3 separate regions of the Homo sapiens genome follow, and all the other regions are linked to region 1. The links are chromatin loops, found by intact Hi-C in ENCODE. Cell type or tissue: dorsolateral prefrontal cortex. All regions are shown on one strand. Region 1 has its middle 350 kb from the start of MIR4689. Region 2 has its middle 200 kb from the start of LINC02782. Region 3 overlaps NPHP4 (nephrocystin 4).

The links. A loop is a pair of places that touch in the nucleus more often than their neighbours do. Peaks named below come from ENCODE experiments on the same cell type or tissue, not always from the same donor. Only the 100,000 strongest peaks of a DNase experiment are listed, where the experiment ranks them.
Region 2: it touches region 1 in a loop (2.0-fold over the local background); 2 of 110 quality-filtered maps call a loop at or near these places.
Region 3: it touches region 1 in a loop (2.9-fold over the local background); 61 of 110 quality-filtered maps call a loop at or near these places.

The regions. Positions count from the first base shown.
Region 1 is chr1:5,510,323-5,518,322 of GRCh38, reverse strand. No RefSeq gene overlaps it. Among named protein-coding and RNA genes, the nearest start is that of MIR4689, 350 kb to the left of the region's middle. In dorsolateral prefrontal cortex, CTCF peaks have their summits at 3,372 and 3,577; a DNase peak (open chromatin) is centred at 3,562.
Region 2 is chr1:5,293,236-5,301,235 of GRCh38, reverse strand. No RefSeq gene overlaps it. Among named protein-coding and RNA genes, the nearest start is that of LINC02782, 200 kb to the right of the region's middle. In dorsolateral prefrontal cortex, no CTCF peak of the experiment used is centred here; DNase peaks (open chromatin) are centred at 3,185 and 3,755; H3K27ac peaks cover 1,688 bases; H3K27me3 peaks cover 1,531 bases.
Region 3 is chr1:5,911,253-5,919,252 of GRCh38, reverse strand. All of the region lies in intron 11 of NPHP4 (nephrocystin 4), which reads left to right. Among named protein-coding and RNA genes, the nearest start is that of MIR4689, 53 kb to the right of the region's middle. In dorsolateral prefrontal cortex, CTCF peaks have their summits at 2,885 and 3,086 (motif pointing right); DNase peaks (open chromatin) are centred at 3,082, 3,332, 3,592 and 4,122; H3K27ac peaks cover 1,480 bases.

The DNA of each region.
Region 1 (8,000 bases):
GTATGGCTTATCTGCTTTCTCTTTTTGCTTTCCCTTGATTCTGCCTGCATGAGCCTTTTCCCTAATTCATACTCCACACAGAGTTCAGAACTGTAAGAAAACAAACCTCTTTTGTTTAACCTGCCCTGTCTATGATACTTTGCTATGCAGCCCAAGCTGAGGAATACACAGAGGAAACTTTCACAGCCACAGGGAGGGGGTCCTGGGAGAGGAGCCTCTGTGGCTGGGAACCCCCATCTGTCATACGCTAATCTGGAATAATGCAATTGTCAATCCACTTATGTGACATCTGTTTAGTTGATAATTCTTGGGGGTTGGCAGGTGGAGGAAGCAGTCACGAGTGGAAGGGAGGTTGGGGAGTGAGGAGGCACCTTATGAAAGGTGAGGATGAGGATGTGCAGAAAGGGATTCTGACCATGCCCAGAAGAAGAGTGCAGTCCTGGGGTCTTAGCCCCATTTTTCTTGAAAACGTTTTTTTGTGGGTAAATATTATGTTTCTTTATTACAAACCAAAGAAACATAATGACCTACAGTGAACAATAGTTAATTCTGGGTGGTGGATACTGGTGTTTGGCATATAGGTTCTCTATACTTTTCTATATTTATATCTCTTTAAAAAATCTTTTAAAATTTATTGTTACAAATAATTTGTATATTATGGGGTACGCTATGATGTTTTAATCTGTGTGTATGTTGTAGAAAGATTCAATCAAGCTAAATAACATAGTCATCCCTTTCACCAACTTATTTTTTTGTGGTGAGAATGTTAATCTATTCTTTTAGTAATTCTGAAATATGCAGTATGTTATTATTAACCATAGTCACCATGCGGTGCAATAGATCTCTAAAACTTAGTCCTCCAGTCTAACTGAGACTTTGTATCTTATATATATTAGGATACAAAGTGTTTTATTGTAGACAATTTCAAACATAAGCCCTGATGTGCTCATCACCAGCTACAAACATCATCAATGTATGAATGGCCAGCCCTGTTTTCCCTGAACCCCCACCTACTTCTGGCTCCTCCCTGGGATCATTGTGAAATGAATCCTAGGCTTTGTGTCATTTCATCCAACAATATTGGAGCATGTATCTCTAAAGGTGGTGAAGTTCTCTTGAAACAGCTAGGAAATCAGTATCCCAACCCAAATATTTTAACCACAATTCCTTAGTCTGAAGAATTTTAGCCCAAGCTACTGGTGAACTTTCCTCCCCTAGGAACATCGTTTGATTATTACCAAAGGGCAACCTCCTTGAGGGAGGAGAAGACAGCCCTCCCCTTCTCAGCCTCCCCCGCCCCTGCCCGCTGTGCTGAGCCCTTTACAATGCTATGGGTGACAAGGAATCTTTGATGATCCAAAATTGCGTAATGACCGTCCATCATGAACCTGGCTTGTCATGTCACCAGCTTGGCTGTGATCACCTATTTCAGGGCAGGGGCCCTGGTACATTAGCAAAATCTCGTAGAACCTTGTCCCTGATTGGTTCATCTCAGTTGCCACTCCGATGACCTTAACGCGGCATTTTTCACCTGGCAGTGCATTGGAGATGCGTGGAGAGGCTTAAAACCATGACACCCAGCCCCCACCCTGAGACCCTGATGACTGTGGCTTACAGAGGGGGCCTGGCAGCATCTCTTGGGGTGATTCTAATGGGAGCCAGGTGGAGGACGCTGGCTCCTGGCTTTTAACCACTGTGGACCACAGCCTCAGGCTTCTGTATCCATTCATGTGTGTGTGTGTGTGTGTGTGTGTGTGTGTGTGTGTGTGTGTGTGTGTTGTGGGGGAGAGGCGAGGCCGTGTCTAATCCAACTAAGTGAGGAGACATTAAATAATTTTTTATAAACTGTGTTTGTAAAAAGAACATAAATCTAGATCTTTTGAAGAAACAAATGCAGTGCTTTGTTATAAAACAACCACTGTTATATGTAAACAAACAAAATTTAATCCACTAGAGTTTACAAGACCAGTTTACTTTTGCAGAATAACTAACTTTTATACCAAAGATCAGACAAGATAGTGAGCATTTCCCAGCCTCTCATTACTTGTCAAGTACTAAGGCACCTGCAATCACCGTCTTTAATCCCTGCAACAACCCTATGGTGTGGGAGGTTTAATTACCCTCCACTTTACAGGTTGGGGGACTGAGGCCTGGAGAGGTTGCTAAGCTCACACAGCTAGTAAATGGCCCAGCCACGAAACAACTCAGGTGAGAGTAGGGAGGTGGCTTGAGGGGAAAGATGGGCTTTTGTTTTTGAGTAAGTATGCATCCTTTCAGCTGTTCTCTGTCTTACTGAAAGTATAACCCAGTCCCACACAGGTGGTGGGGGTGGGCTTCTGTTTGGTCCAGGAATTTGCCAGAGATTAGATGGGTGTTTACAGACTGGGATAGGGTAGAGAGTTCCTGATAACAGGGAGCAGACAGGTCAATTCAGAGTTTGTAGGAAGGGCACGGTCTTGGTTCAGGAAGAGCATCTATGGACGTGAAGACACAAAGGAACAGAGGCCAGCTTCCAGGGCACAGCCAGCAGACCGAGGCCAGCAACTGGGCTAAAGATAGATGACTGAGAGCCAAAGGATCTAGGGCTCCATGAACACAGGCTGGGGCGTGTAGCCGCTCTTGAGGGTGAGCTGCCATGAGATGCCTGGTGGGCCAGTGGCCACCCCCGAAGGTTCAGGGTGTGCCCTTTGGGCCATCAAAGGGATCAAGTAGAATTGTCATTGAGCCAGTTAGAGGGCCAAGGAGGCTCTGTTGAGACATCCTCTTCAGAGAAAGCAAATTGGTCATGCAAAGCACAGGTGAGCTGATGTAACAAGTGAAGTCCTGTGCTGTGGTCTGAGTATTTGTCCCCCAAAGCTCTTGTTGAAATTTGATCTCCACTGTTGGAGGCGAGGCCCGGTGGGAGGTGTTTGGGTCATGGGAGCGGGTCCCTCATGAAGGTTTTGGTGTTGTCCTCAAGGTAATGAGTGAGTTCTCCCTCTACTAGTTCCCATGAGAGCCGGTTGTAAGAAAGAGCGGGCAAACTTCCCCTGTCTCTCTTGTGTCTTCTCTCCCCTTGTGGCCTCTGCACACCTGGCTCCATTTTACCTTCCACCATGAGTGGAAGCAGCCTGAGGCTCTCACCAGATGCCCAATCTTGCCACCAGCAGAATCGTAAGTCAAATAAACTTTTTTTTTTTTTAATAAATTACTCAGCCTCAGGTATTCCTTTATAGAAATACAAACGGACTAAGACATCGTGCTTGGTGCAGGAATGGTCCAGGAGGTTTTTGACTCCAGGAAGGGACTCAGGCCAGGCTCTGGGCTTTGGATGTAAGCTCAGAGCTTACTTCCTCATTGACAAACAGTTAAGTCTATTTCGGAAACAGATATAACTTGTACCTGTGGTTTTACTAATCTCTTTATAATAGACAATATTTATAGTAATGACATGAATAATGCACATCGTTATTTTAATCAAAAGTTACACTGTTACAGAAAAAGCACATGAGACCGGAGTAGACGCTGAAATCTGGCTTTGTGAGCCCAGCCTCCTGCAAGGTCGGCCTGGGGGCCTGGCAGCTCTGCCGCCTCGCTGCGCCCCCGGTGGCCATTAGTGGAATTGCAGGCACTGCACCTGATAGGCACCAGCTGTGCAGAACTGCACTGAGATCATTTATATTCATCTAGCATTTGTGTAACTTTACTATCTCTCCTCTAGCTTTTAAACCCAGTTACTATTTCTTACTCGCTTCACTCACTCATTCTTTCATTCAACAACTATGGATGGGTTTTGTGCTTCAGGGTCTTGGTGATGGAACTCTGTTGGTGAAACAGACAACAGCCCGTCTCCATGGAACATACATTCCAGGGACCATAAAGGGAACAGAGCAGGCTTGTCCAAGGACCAGCCAGAGGTCCAAGCAGTGAGAGGACAAGAGCAGGAGGAACAGAGGTGCAAAGGAGGACTGAGAGGAGAGGAGTTCCTGTTTAAATCCACCCACAGAGGGAAGTCATTGTTGGCTTTAAGCCCAGTTGTGACCTGACACTCATTGCTTTGAGAATTCTGCATGGCCTGCTCTGCAGAGAATGGATGGTAGAGGGGGAGGCGGAAGAGGGAAATCCTATAGGAGGCTGCAGCAGACGGCTTTGGGCTAGGGTGGCCGCTGTGATGGAGAGGGAGGGGTGGATGGAGAGAAAACCTAGATGTGGAATGGCAGGTGCAGGATTGGATGCGGGAAGGGTAGGGGAGAAGCAGACTGGCTGTGCAGGTGCTCGGAGGAGGCAGGGAGACTGGGAGGGGTTGGGGGAGGGTGTGTCCCTTATGTTCTAAACACAAAGCCTGCCAGGCTTTTGGTTAATGTTTGAAAAAGAGAAGTGTCAGGCCTAAGAGGAGCGGCTGCTTTCTTGTGGTGTGTAAACAGAAGCCTCTTAGGAGGACTGAAATTTTGGAAGGGGTGGCATACTGTCTGTCAGACAAAAAGTTTGCTCAAGATCCTGAAACTGTGACCCTCAGGTGCTGCCAGGGCGGTCAGATCACTGGACCTGCAGGAAAAGACTGCTCACTGTCACATGCCCCTTATGGCCACCATGGAGCTACAGACACAGCCTCCCCCTCCAACAGCCTCCGGATGGCATGGGCTGCACTGGCCAGTGGTTGAGGCCTGAGGCTGCCGTTGGTGAGCTGAATTGGGCTTGGTGTACCATTCCCTGCACTGGGGCCTGAGTGAAGACCATACTTCCTTGGCTTCATCCCCAGGTCCACACCCTGTCCTTTGTGGTCTTACGGCTCCAATATGGAAATGAACCATGAGAAGAAGTGCCACAGGGACAAGAGGGACAATGGGGACAAGGCCACCCCAGGCAGATGGGACCCTTTCCAGCAGGGGCCAGCCCCCGACCATCCTGCACCTCCAGCCGATCAGCAGGGATGCTCACAGAGGGGGCCAGACATCATAAGAGCAGGGCTCTTGGAGCAGCCGGCGCCAGACAGCCCAGGACAGCTTCAGCCTTGTCCTTGCACCTTGCAGGGACCCAGAGCCCACCTGGATCCTGACCGCTTGTGTGTCTCATCCTCAGGGGCTGGCGGCGCAAGCTCTATGTCAGTTGGGTCCTCTGAGAAGCTGACGCCAAGCTGAGATGAGACATGCAGGGTAAAGGGAGGGGCAAGTGTCTAGGGTGGGGCTTGGGGCCATGACTGGCTTCTCTGCTCCAGGTCCTAGGAGGCCAACATCAAGTCATTGGCCAGCCTGGGCTCCTATCTGGAGGCTCTGAGGGAGGTTCTGTTTCCTTGCTCATAAGGGTTGTCGGTGGAATTCAATTCCTGGTGGCTGTAGGACTGAGGTCTGCCTCCTGGTTGGTTGTAGCCAGGCTTGTTCTCAGCTTCTAGAGGCCTCTTGCATTCCCCAGATCACAGCCCCCTTTCTCCATCCTTACAGCCAGCAATAGCAGGTTGAGTCCTTGACACTCTTTGAATCTTTCTAACCTCCCCTTCTGCTTCCCTTCTCCTGCTCCAGCCAGAGAAAGTTCTCTGCTTTTAAGGTCCTGTGAGATGAACTTGAGCCCACCCAGCTCATCCGGGATAATCTGTTTTAAAGCCCGTATCCTTAATTATACCTGCCAAGTCCCTTTTGCCATGTGCTGTACCATATTCACAGGTTCAGAAGGTGGGGACATCCTTAGGGGGACAGAATTCTGTCTACCACAAATGTAGAGCATGACCCTGGAGGCAGCATTTGCTTATTTATTGTGCAAATATTTATTGAGCATCTACTGCATGCCAAGTTCATGCCATGCTGAAAAGCATAGTCCTGTCTTTATAGGGTGCATAGTTGGGCACTAGGATGGTGGAAGAGAGAATGGAGGGCCCTCTGGAGATGACAAGTGCTCTGAACAAAGGCAGAAGTCTTGAGTCCAGCATGTGGCCCAGCTGGCACCTGCAGAGAGGAGGCAGGATGAGTGACCACAGGAGGATGGACTCACTATGGGGCTCAGCTGAATGGTGGAAGCTTCTGGGCCTGCTTTGCTGTGCAGGGCAGTTTTCATGGCCCCCACCTGATTTCAGACAGTTCTGCCTGGCATCAGAACTGGAAGGGACTTCAGAAGTTATTAAGTTCCAGTGTTTTCAAAAGAAACCTCCTTCAGGAGATATACGACATTTTTTTTTAAGAAGAGCAGCTTGGCTTGAAGCTGGGGGTTACAGAGAAGGTGTGGGGAGCCTCCTGCCTGAATGGCAGGAGTGGGGGAGTGGGGACAGACCACCATCCATGAGGCTTCTCAGCTGAAGCCCCGCACTCTTTAGGATGCAGTTTGAAAACTAAGGGAAATCGCGGCCTGGAGAGAAGAATTTTCTCAAGTTCATTCATCTACCTAAAAACAATCCAGACTCCTAGTTCAGCAGGGTGCTGATGACTCAATTATAACTTTTTATAGCTGGGGTGGGGTTGGAAAACCAATTTGTCTTCGTAAGATCACTTCCAGGCATTTAGAAATTCTGTATATAATGATGCTTCCCCCGCCCCACTACCAATTTTAATTACAATCTCCTTCTGCCTCTATTCCAAGAGTTAAAGATGTGGAACTCAGGAAATTCCTCACAAAATATTTTTGATGCTCTTTTTCTAAGAGCCTGGCTTGAAGAGATGATCTTCCTTTCTCTCTCTCCCTCCCTCCATTTCTCTCTTTCCCTCTCTCTCTCTCTCACACACACATGCGCACACACACAGCCTCTGCCTCATGTGCTTTTGCCACTCCTGAAGGAGGGTGATGTGTGGGCACACAAGGGCAACACCCAGCCTTGCACTGCGACACCAGTCTGCAGATCCACTCTTGGGAATGTGTTTTTGTTTCAAGCTGGGTTGATTCTCTCTGTTCATTTCCCTTCTGTGGCCCATCAGCTCCGTGTTTCCTGTCTCTCAGCTCTCCCTGTTTGCCTAAGACGCACAATTATGTCCTGGATTCCACACAGGGCACATTTATGGGGACTCATAGGCTGCCTGAGTCACGGAGGAGCCAGTCCCGTATGAAAATCAGGGCCCTCGACATCGGGCAGATATGCCAGGCTTTAGGGTGCTCAGCTTGCAGGCTCCTGGACCCCTCCGTCCCACCACTCTCTCCACCTTTTCCCATCCCCTCTGGGCCGGGGACACCTCCCAGGTGCTCTGGAGTCCTGGGCAGCACACTGGCCAAGGAGCTGTTCTGTGCACATTTCCTCGGGAGCCAGGATGACTGACCCTTGCTGTGGGCTTGCTCTATGTTCCGGAGGAAGCGAGATCAAATGTCCATGTTAGCTGTGGTCCCTTGGCAGAGGCTCTAATCAGCCCTGCATGGCTACTGCCAAGCAGGGAAAGGAAATGCGTCCCCAGCAGGGAGAGCCCTTTAAGCCATGGTCAGTCGTAAGCACAAGGCTGGAGTCAGGTCTTGCCTCTCCATAAGGAAATCTGTGCAGTGAGGGAGCTCCTCACCCCAGTTCCACTTGTGAGGAGGAAGGAGGGGATGAGAAAGGTGAGAACAGGAGTCCCAGGATGCCAGAGGGAAGAAGTATGGTCCCAAGGTTAAGAAGGAGCTATGGGTCAGGCCGCCCTGCCCAAATCCCCACCCTGCCATTGCTGGCTTCTCCTTCCTCAGTCTGCTCATCTGCAGAGTGGAGGTGATACCGGCACCCACCTCCCGGGCTCTTTCTGAGGGTTCCATGGAGAAGAGAGCCTGCCACGTGGTGAGCACTGAGTAAAAGGTAGCTATGATGACGATTGCCTTTTTCCCGATGTTTATCAAACCTGGGTACATGCATGGATCTCTCTGGAGGAAACCATTCCTCTTGAACCCTAGAGAATATCTCTGAAGCCCTCAGAGTTCAGTTTATGGAGTAATGATTAAGCAAAGGCCTTTATTGAGGAAGATCGTTTTCCCTGGTAAATGACCTCTGCGAAAGTTTTTGCCTCTAGAGCTGGCAGGATGTATTTTAGACTCGTTGAATAAAAACACAAAATTTCGTTCTCAGAAACTTGCAGGTCCTGAGGAAT
Region 2 (8,000 bases), 220 kb after region 1:
CTTTCCTCCTCTCTTGCTATGTGATGCTGGTTCTCCTTCACCTTGTGCCATAATTGGAAGCTTCCTGAGTCCCTCAGCAGCAGCAAATACTGGCACCATGCTTCTTGTGCAGCCTGCAGAACCATAAGCCAAATAAACCTCTTTCCTTTATAAATTCCCCAGCCTTGGGTATTCCTTTATTGCAATGCAGAACAAACTAAGACACTGTTAACTCATGTCAGTGCCACAAACGTTAGTGAAGGGTTGAATGGGATGGCCAAAGATGCCTCCAGCAAGAGGGGATGCTCTAGCTTTCCAAGGATGGGACTCTGCAGTCTTGGCTGCATGTCCGGTCATTTCACCACCAAACGTATTTGAGGGTCATATTTTATCTTCCGCATTTTCAAGTGTGTGTAAATCATTGGACAAGAACCACCATGTCTTCTCCTTTTAAGCTGGCGCATTCTTCAGTCATGGCTCTGGCTGACACCCTTCCTCCTGGTCAGTGGGATGCTGTCATTGTCACTGACCAGATACTTCCCATCAGATGCCACAGTGAGGTATGTGAGGAAAATGACGGGGTAAAGTTATGTAGTAATGAAAATGAGTCAGTTACATATGGCTTGAAACTCTAATTAAGAATCTTTTAATGAATATCTCATTTTGACCAATCTTAAAGCATGGATACAAATGAAAAATGTTTTGTGAAAATGCAGTGGAGCATCAGCAATTGTATTTAATTCTCAGTTGAATGAATTTTAATCAGCAATGGTATCACAGGACTACATACCAAAGATTACAGACCTTGTTATAACGGACATGCACTTTATTTATAGGGTCTAGGACCTCATTACCATTAAATTCAGGCAAGCAAAGAAATCAAGAAAAGTCTCTCTTAAACAGAAAGCTGAGTCCCAGGGAAGGGAGATTCTGGTTCAAGAAATGTTCAAAGACGGACGGTATAAAGCCGCCTCCCTATCCAGCTTTGTCACTGAAATCGTCCTGATGTGATGCATGGAGCCACCTGCATGGAGAATATGGCAGTGTTTCTGTAAGCTTTTTAAAAGGAAATATATCGTGCAGTAAGGTATACACGCTGTGCATCTTGATGGATGTTTATGAACTGAACACACCTGTATAAACACCATGAGGAGGACCAGGCTGGAGAGTGCCACCTGTACCCTGGAAGGCCCCCTGTGCTCCCACCTGGCCATTAGCACGCCCACCTTCCTGCCAACCTCTGGGTTCTACAACCATCAATTTGTTTTGCCTGTCTTCTCCTTTAAAGATCACCATAAAGTATGTACCCTTTTCTGTCTAACTTTTTAGACATATCTCATCAATCCATGTTGCTCTCTGTAACAATAGATGCTTCTTTTCACCATTATATAAACATACTACAATCTACGCATTTATCCTATTGTCAATGGGCAGTTAGGTTGCTTCCAGCTTGGGGCTGCTATGAACAGTGCTGCTAAGAACATTCTTTTTCGTGTGTGAATGTAGCTACTCATTTCTGTGAAATACATACCGAGGACCCGAGGGTTTGACCTCTTTTCTAAGTGACCTCCCCCATCTCATGGCTTTATATACTCTCTGACAATGACCTGTGATGGTAGAAAGCTCTAGTTTGGAATGGCAAACTGCTGTCTGCAACTGCCCAGTTGGAACTTCTCCATGGATGTCTATCATCTCAACCTAAAATGCAATCAAACCTTGAGATCCCCCCACCCCACAACTCCTTTCAAGTCTCATTCATCCTCTCCAGTCCTTCAGGATATCCTACTGGCTTTATCTTTTTTCCAATCACTCTCACTGCGTAACTACTCACCCCCAGCGTATTGCCTTAAAAGGACAACAGCTCTAATGTTCACAGGTTCCATGAGTTAGGAATTTAGACGGCACAGAAGGGACAGCTTTTCTCTGCTCCATGGTATCTGGGACTTCAGCTGGGAAGACTCAAAGCCTGGGGGTGTTGTAGTGGCCAGGACGGGGATCACCCAGAGCTATCTTCACGCACATATCTGGAGTCCGGCTAGGATGACTCAAAGAGTAGGACTGGTGCCCCTAGCCCGTCTGTGGTTTCTCTAGGTGACCCGGTCTCTTCACAGCTCAGTGGTCTCAAAGTGGTCACACTTCTTACATGGCTTCACAAGGTTCTCAGCTGAGTGTTCCAATGAACGGGGGAGAGGATGCATCATTTTTAGGCCCCAGCCTCATGTGGTACAGCCATACTCGATTACACTTTTGCCATACTCTATTACACAGAGCTGTCATGAGCCTGCCATATTTAATGGAATGGGTATTAGACTCTGCCTCTGCATGGCGAGGTCACACTATAGAAGAAAGGGACTATTTATATTGGTGTGTCTCTCTGGAAAATATAATCTGCAGCCTGTCATCTTCAAAACATATCCAGAAACTTATGGCTTTGCCCCACCTCCCCCTGGCTCCAGGTACCATTATATCTCACCTGCATCATGAATAGTACTGTTATTACCTCTTACCTGTATTCTGGATGGTAGTGGCTATGCCGATGTTGACAATGATCCCAATAATAGCAGGTAATTGAGATCACCCATGTCAAGCATTTTGAACTGTTTTTTAGTCCTCACAGCAGCTTTAAAGCCAGTGTCCCATTGTACAAGTGAGGAGTCCCAGGCAAAGGGAGTTGAGCGGCCCAGCCCAGCCCCCATGGCCCCGCTGCCGCAGTGCCTGCCCTCCCAGCTTCTATGTTTCTCAGTGCAGTTTTTGGATCAGAGATATTTTGAATGCAAGGTACAGAGACTCACTGGAACCAGATCAAGTCACAGGGAATTTATTGCAAATGTACCGATCAGCCTTAGACAGCCTGGGTCGTGGTGCAGTTACAAAGAGCTCCAACCCAGGGACTCTGCACAACAAAGGTCTATGTCTCCTCACGTGGAAAATGTTGTGAGTCTGGCTGACTCATGTCGTTCACCTGTGTGTGGGGACCCCGATCCTGTGGTCCCTACCAGGAATGCAGTCTGATGGAGGCTTCATTGTCTACAGTGGTCAAGGGAACAGACAGCCAGAGGGCCTCCCAGCAGTAATGAAGAGCTTTGCGTAGTGGTGACACTGCCCATTGGCCAGGCCAGTAACACAGCACCACTCAACTGCAAGGGGCATGGGAATGTGTCATCCTACCATGTGACTGGCAGGAGATCAAAGCTGAAGGGGGTGAGGGTAGACTCTGGAGTTGGAGAAGCTGATGAGCTTATCCCTTTCTCTGGGTCTCTCTGTCTCTGTCTCTCTTTGTTCTCCATGGTCACTGGCTTCCTGCTGGCTCAGTCCCCAATGTCTTGGTCATTCAACTCCATTATTCACTGACCATTCTGAGAGTGCCCCAATTCCAAAATCTACAGAGAAGATGCAGCTTGGCCCAGCTGACCTTTCCTCACTGGTCACTCTCTGGCCTGCATATGGACTGCTCTGATCCAGTCTTATCTGGCAAGGGATGGGGAATCCCCAGGCAGCAGGGAGGAGCCGCCTAAGAAGCAGCCCTGGCAGGAGGCCCCAGGGATTCATATTAGTGGATTCTCACCTCCCTTGGACACTCAGCCACTCTCCGCCCTGGGGCCAAGCAATTGGCTGGGGAGCTGGCAGGGGCAAACAGACAGAAGCCTTTATTTGTAAAGCATTAATAGCTACGCATGGCAGGATTAACCAGAAACGGGTTTGGAGCCAGCTGGGACCTAGAGTGGCCCAACATCTGCAGGGCCTGCAAGAAGTGGTCATGAGTTCTGGGCAGATTCCCAAGCCCAGGCCACAGCCCTGTGGAAGGCTACCGGGAGCACGGCTGCTCTGTGCGTGTCTCTCCCAGACTGATGATCTCATTTTGCTGGGCCCCATGCTGCCAGAACACAGAGTGCTGTTTACAGCCCCCGTGCCCAATCAATCACTTATTCATACAGTTTGAAGATTATAGCTGCTCATTTGCTACTTCCAGTCCAACTTGTCATGGCGCATCTCAGGGGAGACATCCACACAGCTGTATTAAAGCCATTCAACTCCTTCTCCATGGCAACAAACTGGGGAGGATGGAATCCCACCAGCCCTGCTCACGAGCTGGATGTGAGCTCCCACCCGAGCCCACCTGCCCCACGGGAGCAGCAGGCGTGGGGTTCTTCATTAGCGCCCTCGTGCCTTCCAGCCAAAGCTCATAATCGTGGTTGACAGATTGCAAGCCATTTGTCATCAGCAGGGCAGAAGGGCATGGCTGCTGTTTCTCAACAAGGCCCTCTCACCTTCCAGGGTGATCAATTCAATCTAAATGCTGTTTATTGGGAGCCTGTTAGTGTCAACCTTGGGGTCTACTTGCAAGTTTTATTAATCAGACTTGTTTCCAGCCAACTCCAGCTTGCAGAGGAAGATGGATAGTATCAGGGAGGCGAGCTGCCCGGAAGCAAGCGATCCCTGTATCCTCCTTCTCGGAGACAGCTAGCTGCGTGTGCAGTTATGAGGAGAGGAAATGGCTTTTGGGGCGGGGGGGATCTCTTCTTCATACTGCTGTGTGGAACTGCCACCCATTTGCTGCCGGTGCTGGGAATCTGCAGGGAGATGGGAAACAGCCTTCCACGCGGTCTCTGCCAGCTCAAGGCAGTGTCGCAGAGCTCTGTGGATAAGAAACCAGATCCCCATCTCGGCTGGGACTTGTGTGTATCATCCATCCTTTATTACTGGTTGACGTGGACACTGACCTTCCAATTGAGATAACGTGCTGCGGGTTAGGGTCTCAAGTGCACATCCCTAAAAAACGCACTCTGGACAAAGGGGATGAAAAAAGACGTAAGAGCAGCTTCTCCTGACTTTCTCCCTTTCCCCGCAGCCTCCTCCCATGCACAGGGCAAAGACAAATCTCCTCTGCTGTGGCGTCTCCTCTGTTCTCTCAGGGAGCCCCTGCAGGTGCTAAGCCTTCGAATGCTGCCTGGCTCGAAACTCCATTAGCCAGTCAGTGCTTAAAGCAGATTAAGTAGTGTGGCAGGTTTTTTGAGCCTACAGAGGGCTCTTGGCATTCATTTCATTCTATTCAGAAAACTTCATTCTTTTAGCAAAAGGTTCCTGGCGCCGCTGAAGTTCATGTTCTATTCCGACTCAACCTGGGGCAGACATTGCCAGGAGGCGGCTCTTTGACGTCGACTGCTTCCAATCCGTTATTAATCACTGTAAATCTGGAATAATCTCTACAAACATATTTTGCTTCCTACAAATATATTTGTGCCAACTTTCTCTAATAAATCTTATGTCAGGCCGGCGACTGTCTCTCTTCACACAGCGTCTGCCAGCTGAAATATTTTAACAATATATGAGCAATACCAAAAATCGCTTGCTGCAGTCACTTTTGTTTTAGGAGAATTGACTACAACAGGGAATAAATTTATTACTTACAGAGGGCTCCATTTGAGGCTGGATATTTTCCCCCCAGTGGATTTTCTAGTTCTAGCCTTAAAAATCATGGAAGAATTCCATGTTTGTCTTCATGCAAAATGGGCAAGACGTTACTCTCTCCAATGAGAAAGGATATAAAATGACCGACCAGGCGTGGTGGCTCGTGCCTGTAATCCCAGCACTTTGGGAGGCCGAGGCAGGTGGATCGGGAGGTCGAGAGATTGAGACCATCCTGGCTAACATGGTGAAACCCCGTCTCTACTAAAAATACGAAAAAAAAAAAAAATTAGCTGGGCGTGGTGGCACACACCTGTAGTCCCAGCTACTTGGGAGGCTGAGGCAGGAGAATGGCGTGAACCCGGGAGGCGGAGCTTGCAGTGAGCCGAGATCGCACCACTGTGCTCCAGCCTGGGTGACAGAGTGAGACTCCATCTCGGGAAAAAAAAAAAAAAAAAAGAAAAGAAAGAAAAAAAAAATTAGCTGGGCGCGGTGGCACATGCCTGTAACCCCAGCTACTCGGGAGGCTGAGGCAGGAGAATCGCTTGAACCCAGGAGGCAGAAGTTGCGGTGAGCCAAGATTGCACCGTTGTACTCCAGCCTGGGCAACAAGAGCGAAACTTCCTCTCAAAAAAAACTGACCAACCAAACAACAACAACAACAAAAACCTCAGGGGGAAAAAAGGAGGCTTTTCTGCTCTGACCCTCTGGCAGGATCAGAAGGTACAGTGTCATCTCAGGCTTTCCTCCTGAAAATGGGCTTTCCCTGCTCCGTGCAATCAACCATCACGTTCTCCTGTAAATTTCCTCCCTTTACACAGTAATGGGGAAATGGTGAGGCTTGAGAAAGGGCCGTCTGGAGGAGAAGAAAAGGGGGCTTTGACAATGTGTTCTTGGTACAAAAAGGAATAGTTAGGGACATTTTCCAAAAACTCTTTTGCCTGGGAATTGAAAAGATACAACTAAGACCATGCTTTTCCCTGGATTATTTTCTCTGAACTGCCCAAAGCAATATATATTACAGTAGAATGTGTACTTTTAAGCAGTAAAAGGGGGAACTGGCACGGCTGTGAGAGCAGGACATTCAGAGGAAACGTGGAATTAGGGGACCCTTTCACATCAGGCGTGGGCTGGAAGCGGGGAGGAGGGCGTGGACTAACAAGAGGCTGTCACAGGGACTTCCACAGCAGCTGGCAGTTGTGTTACAGGCTATGGGAAGTACTTACCAGTTATTAGTGATCATCCATACATTCCTCGACAGGAAGCCTCTCAGTGAGTGGTGAGGGAAGCTTGGTTATTTTGTCATGTGGTGTGAGGACAATTTTGTCCTCACACATTGTGCAGCTGGAGGGTGTTGAAGGTGGGGTGTTGTTTTCTTTTCCATATATTCTCCTGTAGGTGAAAATATCCGAGCCACCCGAATGAGTGTCTACTATGAGTCACACACTTGGAAATTTAAAAAATAATAATAAAGATCAGCCAGAACCATGAGTTTCTGGATTCACTCTGAGCCTCTCATGAGCATGGGAGTCAACAGTTCTGCAGATGACAGTCTCATCACTGAGACAATTCAGGTGACATCTGTGCCTAGAGTCAGTCCTTGGCAAAAGTTCAGCCACACCAGAAAAATCAGCCGATTCAATTTTGCCTGCCTCTGTACGGGACTATTTCATGTAGAAGTGTTTTTTTCACAGCAGTTGCTTTTCTGAAAAGTTACATATAAGCCAGTTTGCCTGAGGGAGATGTGCTCTTTGAAATAATCCTTCCATCAGGTGAGTAATTGCCCCTTTATTTACCTACTTGGTAAGTTCAGACTTTCCTATGTTGTCATGACTTTGTTCAGAGATAGCTATGCCTTCTGCACACCTGCACACTGCGGGCTTCTATTTAAGAACCAGGGGATGGCCGTGAAAGGTGGTGTCAATTTGCATCCAAAGTGCAGCTACTGCCACTTTCACGGGGACATGGGAGGAGCAAGTCAATGCATCGTGGCCATGATCTGATGAGGCGAGGGCCGTGAATGCCTCGTGGGGACCTTGGACCTACCCAGATGTCCAGCCGAGATGATGCCCCCATGGAGAGGCAAGTGAGAGGCCAGGGAATGACTCAGAAGAGACTGGGCAAGTCCAGACCAGAGACCCTGGGGTCAAACCAAGGCAAGGAGCCGAGGAAGAGTCTCTTGTGCACAGTTGAAGGCAGACTGTCAGGGAGCAGTCCCCTGGCTGGTGCCTCTGGAAGGCTCAGTTCCCTTGCTCTGAGGGAGGACATGGAAGCTTTTGGCTCAGAAGCCAGAGAATGGTACCTAACGGCACCCTAGTGACACTGATGCTCAGTGAAGGAGAGTGCTAGACAGTGAGGAACCGGCAGCCCACAGAAGAGGCTGGAGAGAAGGCTGGAGCACCCAGGGAAGCGAGTCTGAGGCAGAAGTGGCCCTTCATTGACTAAATCAAGGTCCTAAAATCTCAGAGAAAAGACATGGGAAAGATCTCCCCTTTTACTTGTCCACTAAGGCCATACGAAAAGCCAGGCTTTGAAGAAGAGGCTGCTGTGGGGTGGCTCCAGCAAGCCCTTTGGAATTGCAGACTTTGGGTTTGTCTTTGTGCTCAGATCTCAGG
Region 3 (8,000 bases), 400 kb before region 1:
GTGATTAACTTGTATTTGGGATTTCTGTTTCTACAATTGAGGCCCAATTATAGAAGAGGTCAGCAAACTTTTTCTGTAAAGGCCAAATAGTAAGTATTTTAGGATTTGTGGGCAAGATGGTCTCTGTCACAGCTACTCATCTCCGCTGGTATATATAGGCGATACGTTAATGAATGGACGTGGCTGTGTTCTAATGAGACTTTGTTGATACGCACAGATTGTTAGCTGAATCGACCTGTGGACCATAGTTTGCAGACCCCTGATCTGCAGCTTTCTCTTATGTCATAATCCAGAGGAAGCTGCCCATTTTTTTCTGGGCTTTAAAATAGTTTAAACAAAAGGCAAGACCTGTTTCTTGAAGGTCTGATAAAACTTCTCTGTGAAACCACTGAAGGGATTTTTGACAACCAATTACATTTCTTTTCATGGTTATTGGTCTATTTATGTTTTCCACTTCATCTTGTGTTAACTTTTGGGATACACATCCTCTAAAAAAAATGGCCAATTTCCTCTAGTTTACAAGGATGCTGTGATAAAGTTTGTAACTAATTTAAACATTCAGTATGCGCCTGTGATTAGATTCCTTCCTTCGCTTTCTATCTTGGGAGGACTCTTCCTTTTTCGGTCAGGCTTATGAGAGGTTTGTATATTTCATTAGTCTCTTCAAAGAATCAGCTGTTACTTTTACTTACTGGTTCTCTTGTTTTTAAGTTATTAATTTTTTCTTTAATCTTAATTTAATTCTATATTTTATCTTTATTCATCCTCTTTGAAAAGCAGAATTCTTAGCTTATTTGCTCATCGTGTTTAATAATAAAATCATTTAAGATTCTGCAATTTTCTTCCAAGTACATCTTTTACCCCATTTCATAGGTTTTGATTTGGAATGTTATTTCCTACATTGTTGAGTTCCATTTTTATTTCCTTTTTACCTACAACTTGAAAATGTCTTTAAATATTCCCACATTTAAAAAGGCATATATTAAACTTTCCTTGCCCTCTCTTATGGAAACCTGTACTTATCTGTAAAGCCCTGCCTAAGGGTCTTGTCCATGGCAGAGCTTTGTTTTCAGCATCCCACAGCCCTTTGCAGACACCACCTTTTATTTTATATCCTTGTGTGTTGTCTGATTCCTTCCTTCCCTGCTACTGTTCTTAGAGGGTATTAGTCGAATTTGCTATGGTAACAAATAATCTCCAGATCTCGGTAGCTTAAAATAAAAAGGTTTATTTCTCACTCTCGCTGCGTGCGCATTGCAGTTGGTGGTGGCTCTGCTCGTCCTGGTCCCAGAGGGTGTTCGCCATCTTGAATATTGCTGGGTTGCGCCAGTAGGAAGGGGAGGCCTTGGGGAGGATCTTGTACCATCAGTTACGGCTCTGGCCCAGAAATGGCACACGTCACTTCTCCCCCTCCCGGGTTAGAAGTAGCCACGTGGCCTCCCAAGTCACAAGGGGACTGGGGACTGACTCATCGTATGCCTGGAAGGTAAAGAGGTGCAGATAGTTGGTGCATTTATTTGCTCCACACTGAAGAGTCTTATCATTGAAGCAGCTCACGGTGGGGACTGTTTCATTCATCTGTACATTGCCTGATGAGTCCTGGCCCACAGTAAAACATTCAGTACATATTTGTAGAGTGAATGAATTAATCAAAACCCTTTTGTATACAAGGGATAGAAACCTGACTCAAAATAGCTTCAACAAGAGAGAATGTATTGGCTCATGTGTCAGAAAAGCCTAGAGGTAGAGCTGATGTTAGGCATGGCTGGATCCCGGCACTCAAAGGATGCCATTAAGACTCCATCTGTTCGTCTCTCTCCCTCATGCCCCTACCCCCTCCCCTCCCCTTTAAGCTCTCCTTTCTTCAGTGTTGGCTTCTTTCCGGGTAGAGTTTCTCCACATGGTGAGCCCAGGAGCTCCCAGGTAATCCTGGGCTTAGGAATCCCAACAGAAAGGCCCTGATTGACTCAGTTGTTCCAGTGGGAGTCCTCCTGTCTTTACTGTGTAACACCTGATGGGGATGGGGGTGGGGACAGTTGGCCTTGGTCACACACCCTTCTTGGTGTGGGGGTTGGGGCCACCCCTGACTGTATGGTTAAGGGCTGGGAGGGTGATTCCCTAAAGGAAAACCACCAGAAGAGAGTACGGATTCAGGGTCGGTGAAGTTGACAGATAGTGGCTGCCTCTGGGTTGGGGCTCCTGGTCTCCCGATCCCAGTCCAGGGTCTTTCCCTGCCACTGCCGCTTTGGCTGCACTCTTGCATTCCAGCTTTGCCCAGCTATTCTTGCATTTTGCCGTCAGTGAATGCATAGACTTGAGTAGTTCCTGTGACTCTTTCTTTTGTTTGAGAAGGACGAAGACAGGTAAGAAGCAGCCTGTCCTCCTTCTAGAAGCCTGCTGTGCTTTTAGTAGAGATGGGGTTTCGCCATGTTGGCCAGGCTGCTCTTGAACTCCTGACCTCAGGTGATCCGCCCACCTTGGCCCCAGAATGCTGGGATTACAGGCATGAGCCACTGCACCCGGCCTAGCTTGACTTCTTAAGATGCAGAGCTGTGGGGAACCATGCTTTGAGTTCCTCACCAGAAGATTTACTGTCATATCCTTGGCAGAGAGGAGTGTGCCTTGGTTACTGGAAGGACCAGGAGTTGAACGGTGGTGCAAATGAGCTGTAGCAGCATAATCTACTTCTCAGTCACTGTTTGGGGACCAGCAAATCTACATGGATGGACCCTGATTTCACTGAGTTTATTTAATTTGGATTTATGGCTGCATTCATGTCACATTAAATGATTACCTTCAGCCCAGGTTCCAAGCATTGGAAGACATTGCCTCTCAAAACCCAATGTAAGAGACTTTTAAATACCCACTAGTGTTTAACTTATGATGGAAACTTTTCATACTTCAGTATTTCACCAACTTATATGGTTCCTTTGGAGATCTTAATGATATGCGGCTGTCACTTTAAGTGAGGTACTTTGGCTCTCGGTTATGAATAATCCTTTTTATTTTCTCTGTAACATTGCAAGGGAGCAAAGTTTCATTCATCACTTACCACAGAAGAGTGTGCATTGAGCCGCTAGAGGGCACTCAGTCTTTATTTTTTTGTAACTTGGAATTTCCCTGACCTATATTTTGCTTTTGAATGTTCCTCTGGTGGTGTCAGAATTTTGGTTTGTTTGCTTAATAGATTTGAAAACAGCCATGTAGAAGGGGTCATTGCAAACATGTAATTGTGGTGTTTCCCAGGACACGTGGAGTTAGATTCCTGCCCCGTGGTGCCTGCTGTGCTGCTAGCTGGTCTGGAACATCCTCTCCGACAGACAGCAGCTCCCTTGTCCTGGGTGAGGGTGGTTCAGTCAATCACATGGTGGTGGGGGAGAGTCTAAGGCCATGGAGCAGCTTTTTGGCCACCCTCCAACCACGGAATGGAAGTTCGTGTGCAGGTGGTAAGGGTGCATTTTGCTGGAGAATTAGTGGGACAGTGGGTCAGAGCAAGGCTTTGACAAGGGAGGTGACACTTCTGAAACTGACCCTGGAGGTGACCCCAGCTCAGGGCTCTGGCAAGTCACGGAACTCCCCACTCGGCTTGGGCCTGCTGAACCAGCTCCTGTTCTGGGCTGCCTGCGATCTGGACTCCTGCAGTCCTGGGCTGCCTGGGATCTGGACTCCTGCAGCACAGAGTCCTGTGCTCACTCATCATCCAGTTGCCCCTTGATCTCTGCTTAGGTTTTGTTCATTTTCCCATTCCTGTTTTCAAACTCTTAGGAACAATGACTTTTTACCTACAAATAGTTAGGAATAAAGGCCTTTCAAGTGGGTTTGCCATGTGAATTCTTAGTGTCTAGAGTACCACTAGATACTGACTCATCCTTTATTTTCACGGCCTGATGAAAGGAAGCTACTTTTTGCAACCCTTCTTCAAACCCCAGAGACTGCATCTTTACTAGCGATGGTCCTTCCTTTCCCCTGCCTTTTGGGGCCATCTGTTTACCCCTGTTTGTAACAGGGCCACAGTCTACCCCCAAGGCCCAAGGCCCAAGGCCCAAGGCCTGGCCCGTCCCTGCCTTCCACCAGCTGCCATGAGTTGCTAAGCAACAGCCTCTGCGTGCTGCCCCCTCTCCCTCCTCCCTCAGGACTTCTCTCTCCCACGGAATTGCTGACCCCATAGGTAAATGCAGGCAGCTTTGCTCAGCTGGGCAGTTGCTCAGCGAAATGAGCATTTTCCTCTGTTAGGACCCCTCATCCAGCCCTCTGCTGACCCCTGTTTGCTCAGTGGCAGGCTGGCAGCACAGCTAGGCCCAGGAGGACAGGTGCGTTTCAGGGTGCGGGGGGGAGGTCTACCTGGCACCTGCTGGGGCAGTCGGGCCACAGGGGACTGGTGCTGTGGGGACCGCATTCACGACCCCGTTCACATTTCCAGAAAGGACACGTTGGCCTCCATGCATGTGTCCTGATGTTGAGAGGCCCCTGCTCCCTTCAGCCTAGGAAGACATCTCAATGAAGACCACAGCCCCGTCCTCCACTGAGCTGTTTCCTTATCTTCATTTCTTTCTGTGGTCCTGTCATAGCGCAGGCATCTGATAAAATGTTTGTTGGAAAATGAATCTATGGACGTGGGAAAGTAAAGGTGGTGAAAACATGTCCTTCCTTTCCCCTTGCTTCTATTTTCACTTTTTAATTGGCAATGCGCATGCATATTGAAAAGTTATGTGGCTTGAGGCGACAGATAGCTGCTCAGTGAAACCCTAGGTCAGGACATGGACACCGCAGCCTGGCAGTGCCGGGACTCCCTTGTGTAGTCAGTACTTTTTATTTTTTTGAGAGAAGATCTCACTCTGTTGTCCAGGCTGGAGTGCAATGGCGTAGTCACGGCTCACTGTGGCTTCCACCTTCCAGGCCCAAGTGATCTTCCCACTTCTGCCTCCCATGTAGCTGGGACCACAGGTGCATGCCACCACACCAGGCCTTTTTTTTTTTTTTTTTTTTTTTTTTTTTGTATAGATAAGATTTTGCCATGTTGCCCAGGCTAATCTCGAACTTCTGGACTCAAAACAGTCCTCCTGCCTTGGCCTCCCAAAGTGCTGGGATTATAGGCATGAGCTACCATGTCCAGCTGGTAGTCAGTACTTTTAATCTGTCTGGTGAGGTGACGCTGGAAGTGAGAGAGGGTTGTTGGTGGGGAGGCCGCCTCCTGCCCCAGCCCTATCCCTGTTCATGTCCTGGCCCGCGTGCGTGATGAAGAAGCGAAGCCCAGTGTACTTACTTTGCGGGGAGCTGCGTGCCTGGCGGCCATGGGGTTGGCTGGAGAGCTCCTTCCTCTGTTCTGGGCTGTGATGTTAGTGGTATTATTACTCTGGGTAACAATGTTCTTTTCTGTTCTCTGCGTTATGTATAGAATGATCTCCTTCGGGGTGGAGGAAGGAGGAATTCTGGGGAATATTGTCCCTGTGAGTATATTTGAGCATTATTTGTTCACTGTACAACTTCTGCAGTTCAACTCACCCACAGTGCTGAGAGCCATGGGCTTGAGGGCATGCCTGTCTCTCTTGCGTGTGGAATGTGTGTGGGTTGCATCCTCTTGCAGGGCCCCCTCCAGGCGAGTGCAGAGGCAGTGTGAAGACGTTGGCAGTGACCAGGTGGGATGCGTGGCCTCCCGGGGTTGGGATCAGAGTGCAGGCCCTGCCTTGCCTCCTGAGGCCTGTGCTGTAGTTGAGTGCAGGGCTTTTGAGTTTCTTGAAGCTAAATTGACAGAAAAGTAGACATTTGAGATTTTGTTGACTGTGGTTTTCAGCAAGTGGAGACTGATTGGAGAGTGATAGAGCGTCAGGGAAAAGGAATCTTCAGAGAGGTGGAGAAACCTGCCGTGGTGGGAAGTCTAAGTTTTTCTTTGTCTCTAGCAATCCATGTGGACCATTTCTGGATCACAGTTGGTTCTGGTGTCCTGGGAAACCAGTGACTTAGTCTCTTCCTGCTCTTCTCAGATCTGGCTCTGGGCCAGAGGTGTGTGCTGGCAACCCCATCTCAGGGCCCCGCTGGCCACGAGCTTCTTGGAGCAGCCGTGGAAGAGCTGAGTCTCTGTGCTTTTTTTTTTTTTTTTTTTTGAGATGGAGTCTCACTCTTTTTGCCCAGGTTGGAGTGCAGTGGCGCGATCTCTGCTCATTGCAACCTCCGCCTCCTGGGTTCAAGCAATTCTTCTGCCTCAGCCTCCCGAGTAGCTAGGATTACAGGCGCGTGCCACCATGTCTGGCTAATTTTTGTATTTTTAGTAGAGACGGGGCTTCACCACGTTGGCCAGGCTCTGTGCTCTTCTTCTTAACGCCAGGTTATTTCCCTGAAACCAGGGTCCTGTGGTGGCTCAGCCAGACGCTGATTCCCCTCCCAGTGAGGGAGCCCAGGCCTCTGCCGCAGGGGTGAGAACGGAGGGGCTCCGTGTTGGGAGAGGCACCTGGTCATGCTGCTTGCCGTGGAGGTCTCAGCTTTCCATTCTGTGCTGACTGTGTTACTACTTCAGGCTCCATCAGGGACCTACAGGTGTGTCTTATAATGACTGTTAAACTAACATTTAATTTACTTTAAGTTTTATGGGCAATGTAGGAATACGCGTTTCCTAGCATGTCTCATGGGTGTGGTTACCACGAGTTTGCCAGCACACCCGTATACACTGTGGGTTTCTTTCATTTTTCTTTTTTCTTTTTTCTTTTTTTTTTTTTTTTTTGAGACGGAGTCTCACTGTGTTGCCCAGGCTGGAGTGCAGTGGCGCGATCTCGGCTCACCGAAAGCTCCGCCTCCCGGGTTCACGCCATTCTCCTGCCTCAGCCTCCTGAGTAGCTGGGACTACAGGTGCCCACCACCATACCCGGCTAATTTTTTGTATTTTTAGTAGAGATGGGGTTTCACCGTGTTAGCCAGGATGGTCTCGATCTCCTGACCTTGTGATCCACCCGCCTCGGCCTCCCAAAGTGCTGGGATTACAGGCGTGAGCCACCGTGCCCGGCCTATCGTCACTTTTTAACTTGCCGCGGCTGCCTTCCCAGTTCTGCACACACCGGCTGGTCTCCTCCCATCCCATTGCTCCCCTGCCCCACGCAGGATCTGCCGGGTTCTGCTGAGGTAGCTTCCATTTGCAGGAGCACCAGGATTGTGTCTAATGTTTTGCTGTTGTCGCAGCGCTGCCCCAGACAGCCTTGTGCTCGTCTGTCTGCTCACCGCAGCTGCTCCTACCTGTGTCCTGTGCACACGCATGCTGCTCCCGGTTCAGTTGCTGGCCCAGGTGCTTGTCAGCCAAGTCCTGTTATGTGGCGGAAGTCAGGCTTCCCAGACTCCACCGTGGTTTTTGGAAGACTCCTGGGGCCTGGAGTACAGCGGGTGCTCCCTGGCGGCCGCGCTGTCCTCTGGGCAGGACTATGAGTATAGTTTGGGAAGCACCTTAACCCATAACCACATCGAACATTAAAACAAAGAGATTCGAAACTGAGTTATTTCGTGGCCTTGGTGTGTCTCTTCCTGCTCTGCTTCACCGGTTGGATCTGAGTTTTGGGCCCTGGGGGTCTGGGCTTCCCACCAGGTATCTTTTTAAATGGCCACCTTTAATGGCCTTTTTAAATGGCCTTGTAGGTAGGTTTACTCTCTTGGAAGAAAAAATTGCATAAGTCATGATATAAAGAGTTACTTGAAAAAACTTTCCACACTGTATGCAAATTTGAGACGATGGGGAAATAAAATGCATGCGAGAAGTTCAGATGTGCTTGGAAGGTTTAACTTTTCATCCAGCTTTTCCTCCCCAAGAGGACGCACACAGGCACGGAGGGCTGGCCCCCGAGTGCCCGCTGTCTCTGCTGAAGATAATGGAGCCATTTCTGGCAATTTGTCCTCATTATCAAAATCAGCCTGCGGAGTTTTCCGAGTTCCCATTTACGGAGGAACGGCGTGGAGCTTCACTTACCACTCTGCTGTGTCATCTTTCAGGCTTTTTCTGGGAGGAGGTGGGCAGGGGTTTGCCG